Linked DNA regions of Homo sapiens: regions 2 and 3 are each linked to region 1. Evidence: chromatin contacts called from ENCODE Hi-C or POLR2A ChIA-PET data. All regions are on one chromosome and are shown on one strand. Each heading gives the region's core, a stretch centred on a gene start or an enhancer-like site at or near the end of the contact. The rest is flanking DNA. Distances are from core to core; before and after follow the strand shown.

The links. Hi-C counts contacts between places; a loop is a spot of excess contacts on that map. ChIA-PET counts read pairs that join two places held with the same protein, here RNA polymerase II (POLR2A). Pooled maps may share reads with other maps.
Region 2: a loop to region 1 is called in a pooled map, with 6 times the contacts of the local background. The contact joins the promoter of LTN1 here to the enhancer-like site in region 1. A Hi-C loop is called at or near these places in 3 of 50 pooled maps. POLR2A ChIA-PET finds 5 or more read pairs at or near these places in 2 of 52 experiments (MCF 10A and activated CD8-positive, alpha-beta memory T cell).
Region 3: POLR2A ChIA-PET joins it to region 1 with 12 read pairs in PC-9. The contact joins two enhancer-like sites. POLR2A ChIA-PET finds 5 or more read pairs at or near these places in 2 of 52 experiments (MCF 10A and PC-9).

The regions. Positions count from the first base shown.
Region 1 is chr21:31,352,590-31,356,881 of GRCh38, forward strand. It overlaps a transcript of TIAM1 not described here. Among named protein-coding and RNA genes, the nearest start is that of TIAM1, 10 kb to the left of the region's middle. Within about 2 kb of position 2,127, at least 9 of the 41 ENCODE cell types and tissues checked have a DNase peak (open chromatin) inside an H3K27ac peak, as active enhancers do; they include PC-9, where a contact is called at or near this core.
Region 2 is chr21:28,991,164-28,995,455 of GRCh38, forward strand. LTN1 (listerin E3 ubiquitin protein ligase 1) reads right to left here and starts at 1,714. Exons shown (of 30, transcript NM_015565.3): 1 at 1,601-1,714. The coding sequence starts at 1,642. It overlaps LOC105372766 (a long non-coding RNA gene), which reads left to right and starts at 1,940. Exons shown (of 3, transcript XR_007067835.1): 1 at 1,940-1,968; 2 at 2,407-2,518; 3 at 2,619-3,018. RefSeq lists enhancers at 1,519-1,628, 1,939-1,998.
Region 3 is chr21:29,217,477-29,221,768 of GRCh38, forward strand. All of the region lies in intron 1 of LINC00189 (long intergenic non-protein coding RNA 189), which reads left to right. Among named protein-coding and RNA genes, the nearest start is that of LINC00189, 26 kb to the left of the region's middle. Within about 2 kb of position 2,060, at least 8 of the 41 ENCODE cell types and tissues checked have a DNase peak (open chromatin) inside an H3K27ac peak, as active enhancers do; they include PC-9, where a contact is called at or near this core.

The sequences.
Region 1 (4,292 bases), core at 877-3,376:
GCCTAAAATCCCAGCACTTTGGGAAGCCGAGGTGGGCGGATCACTTGAGGTCAGGAGTTCAAGACCAGCCTGGCCAACACAATGAAACCTCATCTCTACTTAAAAATAAATAGATAAATAAATAAATAAATAAATATTAGCCAGGGATGGTAACGCACACCTGTAATCTCAGCTATTTGGGTGGCTGAGGCACAAGAATAGCTTGAACCTGGGAGGCGAAGGTTGCAGTGAGCTGTAATCATGCCACTGCACTGTAGCCTGGGCAAAAGATTAAGACTCTGTCTCAAAAAAAAAAAAAAAAGTTGCTGCTAAAAACAAAAGTAATCAAAACTTTACACACATTAACCAAGCCTTCCAATAAGCCAACTCTTCCTGTCATATCACCATGATCTTCACACGCCCAGATAAGTGATTTTCTCTGATTGTAAGAGATAAAATGACATTGCCTCACCTATCAAGGTAAATCTTTCACAATTATGAAGATAAAACAAGGCACACCCTTGCACAGTATGCTGGAGGCACAGCAGTAGGGAACAGCTGCTTCCACCAACCCATCCCAACCCCAAATTTCAACGCATATCAAGAAACCAAAAAGGGTCAGATATGAGTCCAAAACCCTAACAGTGGGGGAAATGAATCAAACCCAAATTCTTAATTGTAAATATTAAATGTTACACATGTTAACTGACCACATTCAGGTGTACCCTCAACTCGCAGTAATTTCAGCAGTTAAGACGTAAGCAGGGGTGCCAGGCAGTCTAAGTGAGAATTGCGGGTCAGCCAGGAATTCCTCTTCCAGTCACAGGCCTATCCCTTAATCTTCATAAAGCCTCAGTCCCTCATCTGTAAAATGGGAATAAGAGCATTTCCCTCATAAAACTATGTGAAGACAACTTTGATGACAATGAGTTGCTGACATTTCCTGAGCACTTTCTCTGTGAAAGCCACTAGGCTAGGGGCTGCTCATTCAATTTTCTACCTGGTCCTCATGACAGCTCAGCAAGGTACTACTTATTACTAGACCCATTTAACAGATAAAGAAAACTGAGGCACGGAGAGGTTAAATGAACTGCCCAAAGCCACTCAACAAGTAAGAGGCAGGTCTAAAATTCTAACCTAGTCTCTGTGAGGCTGGGACCCCAGCTCTCTCCAACCTCACTACTGCATTTGGGCTACAATCTTGTCATTAACAACCTTGACATCCTTACATTTGATTTATTTGTTTTTATTTATTTATTTATTTATCTTTTTTTTTTTTTTTTTTTTTGAGACAGAGTCTCACTCTGTTGCCCAGGCTGGAGTGCAGTGGAGTGATTTCAGCTCACTGCAACCTCTGCCTCCTGGGTTCAAGCGATTCTGTGTCTCAGACTCCCAAGTAGCTGGAATTACAGGTGCCCGCCAACAAGCCCAGCTAATTTGTGTATTTTTAGTAGAGATGGGATTTCACCATGTTGGCCAGGCTGGTCTCGAACACCCGACCTCACACAATCTGCCCACCTCGGCCTCCCAAAGTGCTGGATTATAGGTGTGAGCCACCATGCCCGGCCTTATTATTACTAATATTACCCTTTGTATCATGAATCTCAGTTTCTGGGTTCACAAAGTCAGAGGGCTGAGTGTGATTCCCAAAGCCTACACTTACTCATGGAGAACCTCATGCCCTCTTAAGGACAAATGTGGCAGGCAAGCAACATATTTTAGGGTTTGTCATGAAGCTCCTGGAAGTTAATTGTCACTCCGTCTGAGAAAGGTGAGTGAACAAGGTATCTAACGTGAGCCAGCTCAATTGCACAAGAGGCAAATAATATGCATAATGCATGTGTGGGAGATTCCTAAATGTATTCCTGGGGCCCTTTCACAGAACCAAGGACCCCCCCTCCACACCCCCACCACACGAAGAGGCAAGTTCAAACTCTGGACTGAGATAATTAACGGCTGGTGGATATTTTACACTGACCTATTTATAATACCTCCCTGAAGTACTAATGTTGGTTCACAATCAAAAGAAATACATACTGAACAGAATCTTGCTCGCAGCTGAACCACCCAACTTCCCGGTAAAACATGCATGACAGGTGACTCACAAGGATGACACAGTTCCTGGCACAGGCACCAAGAGTTACTACCGGTGTGGAGGAGGCTCAGCCAGCAAGTTGACAAACACTTCACCACATCACCTAAAACACCAAAGTTCAACCCTATGCTCTCAGATGCCTGGTTTCTGAGAAAGGGAATTTCTCAGAATGGGACCACAACGCTGACAACCTGCCCAGCTGACAATCCTTGCTGTGGGCTGGCAGACGCCAAGATAAGTCATCTCTGACTTTTATTTTTCTCAGCCTCAACAACTTCACACACCTTGCTTAGGCTCAGGCTTATGATTCAGACTTCTCACCCCTCCCAAAGCCCTGTACCCTGGGAGCCTTTGTTCTTTTTCTGGCCACAGATGAACTCAGCCCATTAAAGAAGAGCTGTAATCCCTTACACATATAACTTTCCATTGGCAAAAATTAGTCAGGTCGGCTGGGTCTGAGGTCAGCAGTCTCCTGCAGAAACACCCACCAGACACTGTTCCCCCACCACCAAAAAAAAAAAAAAAAGGTAGCGGCTAATGAACTGCCCATTAACCGTCTGGTAGAAACACACACACAGATACTACTGACTCATTCCATTTCAATAACCAAAAACAATATTCTTGGCCTTTGGCATGAATATGGGTTTTTGTTTTCTTAAGGATAGTGGCCACCTTGGTCTATTTGCTCCCGTGCAAACTTGTTCATCTTCCGCTTATGAAGGTAACCTTAGACTTGAGGTCTTTGTTCAACATCACCTTCTCAATGAAGGTGTCCTCCTGGCCAGTGGCCCCACCCCACCACCTCCACCCCTCATCCCTGGCACATTTCCTTTCTTACTTCCCTGATTTATTTTTCTCTCCTTTATTATTTATTTATTTATTTATTTATTTATTTATTTATTTATTGAGAAAGAGTCTCGCCCTGTTGCTCAGGCTGGAGTGCAGTGATGTGATCTCGGCTCACTGCAACCTCCACATCCCAGGTTCAAGCAATGCTCTTGCCTCCGCCTCCTGAGTAGCTGGGACTACAGGCGCGTGCCACCACACTGGGCTAATTTTTGTATTTTTAGTAGAGACAGGGTTTTGTCATGTTGGCCAGGCTGGTCTCAAACTGCTGGACTCAAGTGATCTGCCCGCCTCGGCTTCCCAAAGTGCTGGGATTCAGGCGTGAGCACTGCGCGCCCGGCTATTTTTCTCTCCTTTGTACACATGCTGAATATTTTCTTATTTTACTCTTTTTCTTGTTTCTCTCCTCCACTAGAACATAAGCCCCACAAGAGCAGGCACTTTTATCCATTTTGCTCACAGTTCTATTGCAAGTGCCTAGAAGAGGGCTTCATACGTGGTAGACTCTCAACAAATATTGCATGATTTGAATAACGGTCATTCATTACCCCGAGATGATAATTCAAGACAAGAAGCATGATCAAAACCACCCAGGTCTGAGGTCTCTTCTTTAACCATAGAAAAAAAGTCCTTTTAACCAATTCCTTCTGAATCCTTAACAGCAAAGAAAGAAATAAGGAACAATAGGAGAAATAGACATTTATGTCAATAATACACAAACACTTGGAGTTTTCAACTTATACATTCACTAAGGATGTTCAAGACACTGCATGCCAAATCTCTGAAATACACAGATTATTAATAATAAAGGGTAAAGATACCAATTGCCCGTATGCCATCATTGTCATGCATCCCCCCCACAGCTCACACCTCCCATCTTTTCAGACCACTCAATCTCATACTCTGTTAGGGTCTGAATGTTTGTGTCCCCTCAAAATTCATATGTTGAAATCCTAACCCCCAAAGTGATGGTATTCTAAGGTGGGGGCCTTTGGGAGAGGATTAGATCATGAGATCGGAGCCCCCAGGATTGGGATTAGTGCTCTTTTAAAAAGAGGTCTCGGAGTTCATTCATCTCTTTCACTGTGTAAGGACATAGCCACAAGGCGCTGTCCAGAGGAAGCAGCCCCTCACTAAACACTCAATCTGCTGTTGCCTAGATCTTAGACTTCTCAGCCTCCAGACTGTGAAATACATTTCTGTTGTTTATAAATTATCCAGTCTGTGGTATTCTGTTATAGCAGCACCAATGGAATAAGACACACTCCAAGAATCCCTTCATAGCTTCGATATTTCATGCTCCTCCTTAAGAAATGTAGATTCCATCTGGGCGCAGTGGCTCAGGCCTGTAATCTTAGCACTTTGGGACACT
Region 2 (4,292 bases), core at 464-2,963, 2.4 Mb before region 1:
GGAGTCCTAGCTACTAAGGAGGCTGAGGTGGGAGGACTGACCGCTTGAGCCCAAGAGGTTGACACTGCAGTGGGCCATGATCATACCACCACACTCCAGGTTTGGAGACAGAGCGACCCTGTCTTACAAAAAAAAAAAAAAGAAAAAAGAGAACATTATTGGGATAACTACAGAAGTCTAAATACAAGGCTGTATCCTGGATTACAGTATTATACAAAAGTCAAAGTTTCTGCATACTATAACCATTATTATAATTGCTGCAGGCTAGAAAATGGCATTGTTTTTAGAAGATACATGCTGATGTATTTAGGAGTTAAGAGTCCCGACTTCTGCAACTAACTCTTATAAGTTCAGAAAAATACATAAATTAAGAGAGAGAAAGCAAATGCAACCAAGTATTAGCAATTGGTAAATGTAGGTAAAGAGTATATGGGATGTCGTTCTAATATTCTTGCAACTTTTCCTCATAAGAACTTTTCAAATATAAAACATTTGAGAAAATCTGTTAAATAAAAAACATTAAAAGATGCAAGTAAAGTGCTTAGCACAGTAACACAACAGGTTGCTATAATTGTTAATACTGTTATTATCTTCCAAAACAGATTAAGTGACAGATCTAAGAAAATGTGACATTGAAATCACTAGAATTAACTACATCAGAAACAGGAAAAAAAAGCATTCTCATAAAATTGGACTGTGCTATAATAAATCTAACACCATAAAAAAATACCATTACAAAACCCCTCATCGTGTAGTTTTACACGAATCCACTTTAAGGTCGTCCTTAAGCAAGTACTTAGTGAGCGTCTATTAGGTGCCAGTCTGTTCTAGGTTCCGAGGATAAAAACATTTGCTTTCAAAATACTTACGTCCTAGTGAACCAAGACAATAAATGTCATAAATACAATGGAGTAAAATAAAGTAGGAAGAACATGGGAGTGGGGAAGGGCTACCAAGAGGGTGATCATGGGAGACCTCACTGAGGTGTCGAGAGCAAAGTTTGGAGCCACCTAACTGAAGAGCGTTGGGAGCCGGCCAGGTAGTCAAGGCACAGTGAAGAGATCAGTGTGGCTGGATGAAGTAAGCCAAGAGGAGGGAGCTGAAGATGGGACTGCAGATGGAAAGGGGTAACAGGCAGTCCAGAAACCAAATATACCATCCTAAGAGCTTTAGCTTAGGAGAAGCCACTGTAGGTAGCAAAGGAGAGGCACAATCTGCGGTAACCTCCACAGTGGATTCACTTTAACATTCTCCCAACTCTCCTTCTTCCCAGCGCCGCCCTCCCCCAACCAACCCGCTACCTCGGCCAGATCACCTTCCAGTGAACCTGACACATTATCATTTCTTCATGAATATTATGGGTGTGTGCTCGGATGAGGACAGCTCTGGCATGGTACATCTTTTCTCTCACGATTCCCCAATCTGCTCAGAGATAACACAAACCGCTCTCAGGGACGCACACACAACAGAGAGGTCACACTCGACAGGGAAACACACGCCTCCCTACAGCCGCGCTCCACACACCCTCCAGCAACGCGCTGGGCGGAGCCAGCCGCCTCGAAGCGAGGCTCCCGGGTCGGCCGAGCCAGCCCCCGCTCACCCTCAGGTTCCCTTTAGTTCGCTGCTTGTTCTTCCCGCCCATGGTCGCGGTTGCAGCTGTACTCTGAGCACTCAGACCCCGGTTGACACGTCCGGGACACAACTTCCGGCTTCTGGCGGCGGAAGAGGACACCCTGTAATAACTTCCCCCGGGCCCTTTTCCGCCACCCACCCTGTCCATTTGCTGCCCCACTTCCGCTCCCGCCTCCCGCTGTGTCCCTGACCATCCGCCACCGGAGACGTCACAGCTAAAGCCACGCCTGTCTGAGTGATGTCATTCCTGGCCAATAGGAAGCCAAGCATTGGACCCGTGGCGCCAAATCCTGTCCTCCCCGCTTTCAGAAGCTAGGTTTGTTCCTTGCTTAGAGGGTAGGAAACTGGCGTGAATCATCAGAGGGGCAGTTTCACATAAGGGTAGCATTAGAATGTTATGGTAGAGGCTGTGGGAAGATGGGAGTGTTTTAGACTTCCAACATGATGCAATCATCAGTATCACCTGGGCGTTTTTTAGAAAAGGCCAACTCGGGCCCCTCAGAACTCCTGAATCAGATCCTGCATTTTGACAGTATTCCCAAGTCTTGTTAAAATTTGATTACTGCTGTAGGCACTATTCTCTCTAAATCTCCCCTCCCCGTCCCCTTTTATTCATATTGAAACTGTTAACGTGCAGTTTAGGAAAGAGGATAATGTGGGAGTCCCTATTAAAATTTGAAATGTACAAATCCTGTAACCCATTGATTGTGCGACTCAGAATCACACCAGAGAAACAAGTAAATGTGTGCTGGTTATTGTTTCTTGTCCACGCAGTCACCCTTTTATACTCAACTCCATGTTACTGGGGGGGCTTCTGCTAGATTCCACCAACAGGACGAACAAGAGGGAAACAAAGGCAAGAGGAAGAAGGGACTTGCTCCATTCTGTAAGCATCATGCCAGCAGCAGCTGCATTTTACCGTGGCAGGAGCAATTGCTTTAGCCAAAAGGTGGTTTTAATCTCTATCCTTTTTCCAACAATCACAGAATCAGCCTTATTGCACCCCTCAGAGATCACAGCAGCAGTCAGTGCTCTCCTCAGAGATCTGAATTCTACTTTCATGCGGCCCCTCCCCTGAGCTCCTGAGATAGCCAATGTTTGAGCCACCTCCTCAGAAGTTTGAGCCTCAACACCGTGGGATCCCTTCTTTGTGCTCCAGAGATCCAGTAACAGCCAGCCATCACCCTCTCTTCATTCTTCATAGGCCTGAACTAAGGTGTTCAGGGCCCTCCTTCAAGCTTTTAGGTTCTGATGACTCCAACCACTTCTTTTGTTCCATCCTTTCCTAGCTCTAGGAATGGTAGCTGCTACCTGCAGTGATTACCTGTTACCTTTTATAATTCCTTTTGACCAATTTCCCATATTAAAATATTTCTCAATAACTAATGTGATTTCTGTTTTCCTGACTGGACCCTGATTTTAAAATGCACACAAAAGCCAGGTGCAGTGGCTTATGCCTGTAATCCCACCACTGTGGGAGGCCGAGGCAGGTGGATCACCTGAAGTCAGGAGTTCGAGACCAGCCTGGCCAACATGGCAAAAACCCATCGCTACTAAAAATACGAAAATTAGCTGGGCAGTGGTGGCAGGTGCCTGCAATCCCAGCTACTTGGAAGGCTGAGGCACGAGAATCTCTTGAACCCGGGAGGCGAAGGTTGCAGTAAGCCAAGATCATGCCACTGCACTCCAGCCTGGGTGACAGAGCAGACTGTCTCAGAAAAAAGTCACACAAAGAGACATATTACAGGAGGTTCACAAAAACTTTATAATAGAAAGATAATTGTAAGCAACCTATGTCTATATATTGGAGAACTGCTAAATAAATTATATGTATTCAATAAGCTATTAGGCAACATTTAAGAAGAATAAGGTTTATCTGAACACACATAGGAAGAATTCTAAGACACATTCTTAAATAAAAAGCAAATACCAATATATACAGTATGATACCATTTGTGTTTTTAAAACCCACAACACAATAATATATATATATATATATTTATGCATATATATATAATATAAATACAGAGAATAGGCCGGGTGCGGTGGCTCACGCCTGTAATCCCAACACTTGGGGAGGCCGAGGTGGGTGGATTGCTTGAGGTCAGGAGTTTGAGACAAGCCTGACCAACATGGTGAAACGCCGTTGCTACTAAAATACAAAAATTAGCTGGGCATGGTGGCAGGCAGCCGTAATCCCAGCTACTAGGGAGGCTGAGGCAGGAGAATTGCTTGAACCCAGGAGGTGGAGGTTGCAGTGAGCCAAGATCGCGCCTCTGCACTTCAGCCTGGGTGACAAAGTGAGACTCCGTCTCAAAAAAAAATAATAATAAAATAAAGATCTGCAAGAATACATACCAGTCTGATCATTGTAGTGACTTTTTGTGGGAAAAAGTGGCAAGAAAAGACATTAGGGTTAAGAGTTATAGTCAAAGGAAATTAAGCCTTATCTGTAAGATTTTATTTTATACAAGGACAACATCTTCATGTATTAATTATGTAATTAAAAATCAACTCAGGCTGGGTGCAGTGACCGATGCCTATAATCCCAGCACTTTGGGAAGCCAAGGTGGGTGGATCACCTGAGATCAGGAATTCAAGACCAGCCTGGCCACGATGGTGAAACCTCGTCTCTACCAAAAATACAAAAACTAGCTAGG
Region 3 (4,292 bases), core at 810-3,309, 2.1 Mb before region 1:
GTGGGCTCACGTCTGTAATCCCTGTACTTTGGGAGGCTGAGGCGGGTGGAGCACTTGACGTCAGGAATTCGAGACCAGTCTGGCCAACATGGCGAAACCTCGTCTCTGCTAAAAATACAAAAATTAGCTGGGCATGGTGGTGCACACCAGTAATCCCAGCTATTTGGGAGGCTAAGGCAGGAGAATTTCTTGAACCTAGGAGGCAGAGGCTGCAGTGAGCCAAGATTGAGTCTCTGCACTCCAGCCTGGGTGACAGAGCAAGACTCTGTCTCCAAAAAAAAAAAAAAAAAAGCAAGTATGGAATGCCTCTGAAATTATTATGATATTCCAAAATAAAGAATTGTTATATGTTAAAAGCTCCCTGAGGATCAAGTTTTGGACTCCTCTCATCTCACGTAATGACTCATATGACAGCATATCATCAGGATATGGTTTATGAGATTTTCCTGGAATTACATCATATTGATGACACATTTATGCGCCTTTGCAATTACAAAATTCCTCCTATGTTGAATGTTGTTATTCTCCCCTCATGATTCAGTTCAAATGCCTTCTTCTCTTTAACGCCTTTGTCAACATCCCACTTCCTCCAGTCTCCCCAGTGCTCTGCTCATAATTCTCCTATCCACATCACATTGTGTAATGATTGTTTATTTACATGTCTGATTATCCTGCTAGTTTGTGAGCACTTGGAGAAGAGAAAATGCACAGCCTATATTTTATTCATGTCTGTATGCCCAACGTGTGCACCAACTGACAGCATAAGTGCTCCATGTGTATTCAATATTTCCTAAATGTAAAGTTGAGAGTAGTCCTTCAGCTTTGGGATTTTGTTGACGTTCTCAGTGAAACCCAGGTTTGGAACTCTAACAAATATATTTGAATATTTCTCGGGCCTATAAATGCAGCTTGGAACTAAAGACATCTGGTCTACTATAAAAATCTTCTGAATGGTCTCTATTCCTCTATTCATGTTTCCTTTCAATCATTTTCCAATTCCTGCCAAAGAGAATATTCCAAAACAAATCTGTTTATTACTTTTTAATTAAAAGTCTTCAAAGTCTTCCCCTTGCTAAAGGATAAAATTTTTTTTAGGGTGGCATCCAAGACCTTACTTAATTTAATCCTCTCGATCTTCCATGACTTATCTCTTGATGCATCTTCTCCATTCTCCCCTCAGTCCCCCACCAATACACACAACTACCTCACAACCCTGCACTTTCCACCCCACCTACCTGCTTTATAGATGCTGAATTACAAGTAATTATCTAAATGGACCACACTGCAGGAACTTCTGTAGCCATTTTCCATCATTGTCCTGTTCTTTCATTGTTGTTTCTATTTCTTTTTTTATCTCCCTAATTATTTAAACCATATTTTACAGACTTGTTACATTTACTGACTCTCATGGTGGTGGAGATGGATTTTTTCCTAGTGTGCCTGTGTGTGGGTGAGTTTTGTTTTATTTGCTTATTTTATTGTGAGATCATTTTCAGCAGGGGTTGATTCGCTTCCCACTCCCAGGTAGTAGAAGTACCAGTTTTGCCAGTTTCCTAGTGGTTTTATGGGTCCTAGACCAGCTCTATGTTAATGTCCCAGCTTGGGATTTTGATAGCATGGGGACAATATAAATTGGAGCCTTACATGCTTGTGTGCCTTAGGTTTGCAATTTCTCGTTTTTTCCCTACTGAGTCGCGGGTAGATGGCAAACTTCCTTGCTACCTCTCTAGGCTTTTGGGTGGAGTATTTCTAGTTCCTTTTTAACAGATGGGCCTGGCTAAATGTAGAGGATTCAGCTCTAGCTCTCCATGTCAGATCTCACATGGGTCAGTGTCCTTACCCTCTTCCTGCCTGGACATTAAAACTCAGCTGTATTGCTAAGCAGGCCTGACAACCCCGTGAGAGGCTGTTGCATCAGCTCTATTTACTAGCCTGTATTTAATTTCCCTCTTCCTTGCTTAAACCTATGGGTTTGTTTCTGTTTTCTTTTTTCAAGCTCAATCATTTTTCCTTACGCTGTTTTATCTAGCATGTGGGAGAATTGGTGTCAGTGTAGTCCAATAGGTTGTTGGAGGGCCTCTGTGTTACCTGCTGTGGTTATTCCCACGTTCTCCTTTACATGGAAGACTCTGTCATCAAACCAACCCAGACTGCAGGGCAACCTTGCTCTTCATACTCAGCCGAGCATCCCCTTCTCTATTGAACTTTTTTAAACCTTTCTCCAGATTAGAATTAGTCTCTCCCTCACTGGTACTTCCACCACACACTGTTTAGTTTTAAACCGTAAGACCCGTGACGCTGATGTGCTTACATTGTGTTCATGAGTCCTTTTTCCTTCTTGAAGATTATATTTTATTTATCTTTGTGTCCTTAGGGTCCTGCGCTTTGCAGGGTCCATAACAGGTGTTTAATACAAGCCAAATAATGGATGAATGAGTGAATACATAAAATGGGTGGATAATAAGAAATGACAGAATAGTAGCAATAGTAGAATTTCATAGTTCCCCTAGGTCAGGCATGGTGGTGTGCACCTGTAGTCCTTGCTATCCAGTAGGCTGAGGCAGGAGGATCACATGAACCCAGGAGTGCCAGGCTGGAATAAACTATGATTACGCCACTGCACTCCAGCCTGACAACAGAGTGAGACCCTAAAAAGAAGAGAGAAAAGTTCCTCTCTCTCTGTCTTTATGCTGTGTTTCTAGGCCACATCTATAAATAAATTAAGAAAGTCAAATTTAAACTATCTTATCCTGAAAAGAAGTGAAATGTAAGATGTTTATTGAAACTAGCAGCGATCACATCTAGTGCCCCCCATGTGCCAGGCACATTAAATTCACATATCTACTTTTTACAGCAACATTTTGATGTAGGTGCTATGAATATTCTTTTTACACGTGAGGGAAATGAGTCACCAAAAGGTTGAATAACTTGACCAAACTCAAAAATGATAGAGCTGGGATTTGAGCTCAGGTAGTCTGGCTCCAGAGTCTGTATTTTTAACCATAATATTAGATAACCTATCAGTACTAACGAAGAAGACAGAAGGAAGTTTCTGGGTCCATTTTTTTAAAGGAATTATTTGTGAGTTTAAAGTGAATCATTATTTTCTGATGAATATTCAGGTACTTTTTAGAACCCTGCCATGCGGGAAGATAAAAGTCTCACTCAGTAAAATACCTCTAAATTTAACTGATAGGTTTAAAAATCCTTCCACAATTGAACCTAGATTTCAGATGTTGTTATTTAAACACCTTTCTTTCTGTTTCCTTCCTTATTCACAGGAAAAAAAAAAAAAAAGAACAAATACAACCACCTCCTTTTGGTCTTCCTAGAAATATAAGTTGAAGCCTTATTAGAAATCATTTGGTATACATCCCTTTTCCTTAAAATCCGGAAAGCACCACGAATATTTTGAATTTATTTTATTTTATTTTTGAGATGTAATCTCACTCTGTCACCCAGGCTGGAGTGCAGTGGCACAATCTTGGCTCACTGCAACCTCCACCTCTCACGTTCAAGCAATTGTCTCACCTCAGCCTCCCAAGTAGCTGGGACTACAGGCTCCCGCCACCACACCCAGCTAATTTTTGTATTTTTAGCAGACGCAAGGTTTCACCATGTTAGTCAGGGCGGTCTTGAACTCCTGACCTCAAGTGATCCACCTGCCTGGGCCTCCCAAAGTTCTGGGATTGCAGACGTGAGCCACTGGGCCAGGCTATTTTGGATATACTGATAGAAAATCACCCTGCTCATTCATTCTCCTTATCACCGACTGAGAAGTAAGAAGCAAGACATACTGGATGGAGCAAAGCAACAGGCTCCATCTGCCCAGTCATTTTGACTGTCATACTGCCTGCAGGTGGTAACCACAATGCTTATACTTGTGGATGCAGAGGCCCAATAATTCCTGCATTGCAAATATGATCTCATCTCCTATCGAAGCTCCTTTAATGGAATTTTGTGGAGAAGTGATAACCTTCCCTGAATGTAAGAGTGGGCGAAAGAATCTCAAACCACAAGACACATTGACCATAAGCAAAATGGGAATGTGTTTTTGGAGCAGCAGAAACTTTTTACTTAGGATTATTAAAGAATATGCTAAAGAAAGATAAGCAACTTGAGCGGTTACTAAATATACCAAGCATGCATGGGGCTGAGATATGTGGGGTTATGTGCAGCTGAGCAAACAAAATGACTATTTTTGTAGGGACCCTGAGTGTGTGGCGCTTTGGGTTTGATGACGCACCTCACTATTTAAGGAATGCTGGAGAATTATCCTATCTGAAGTCCAG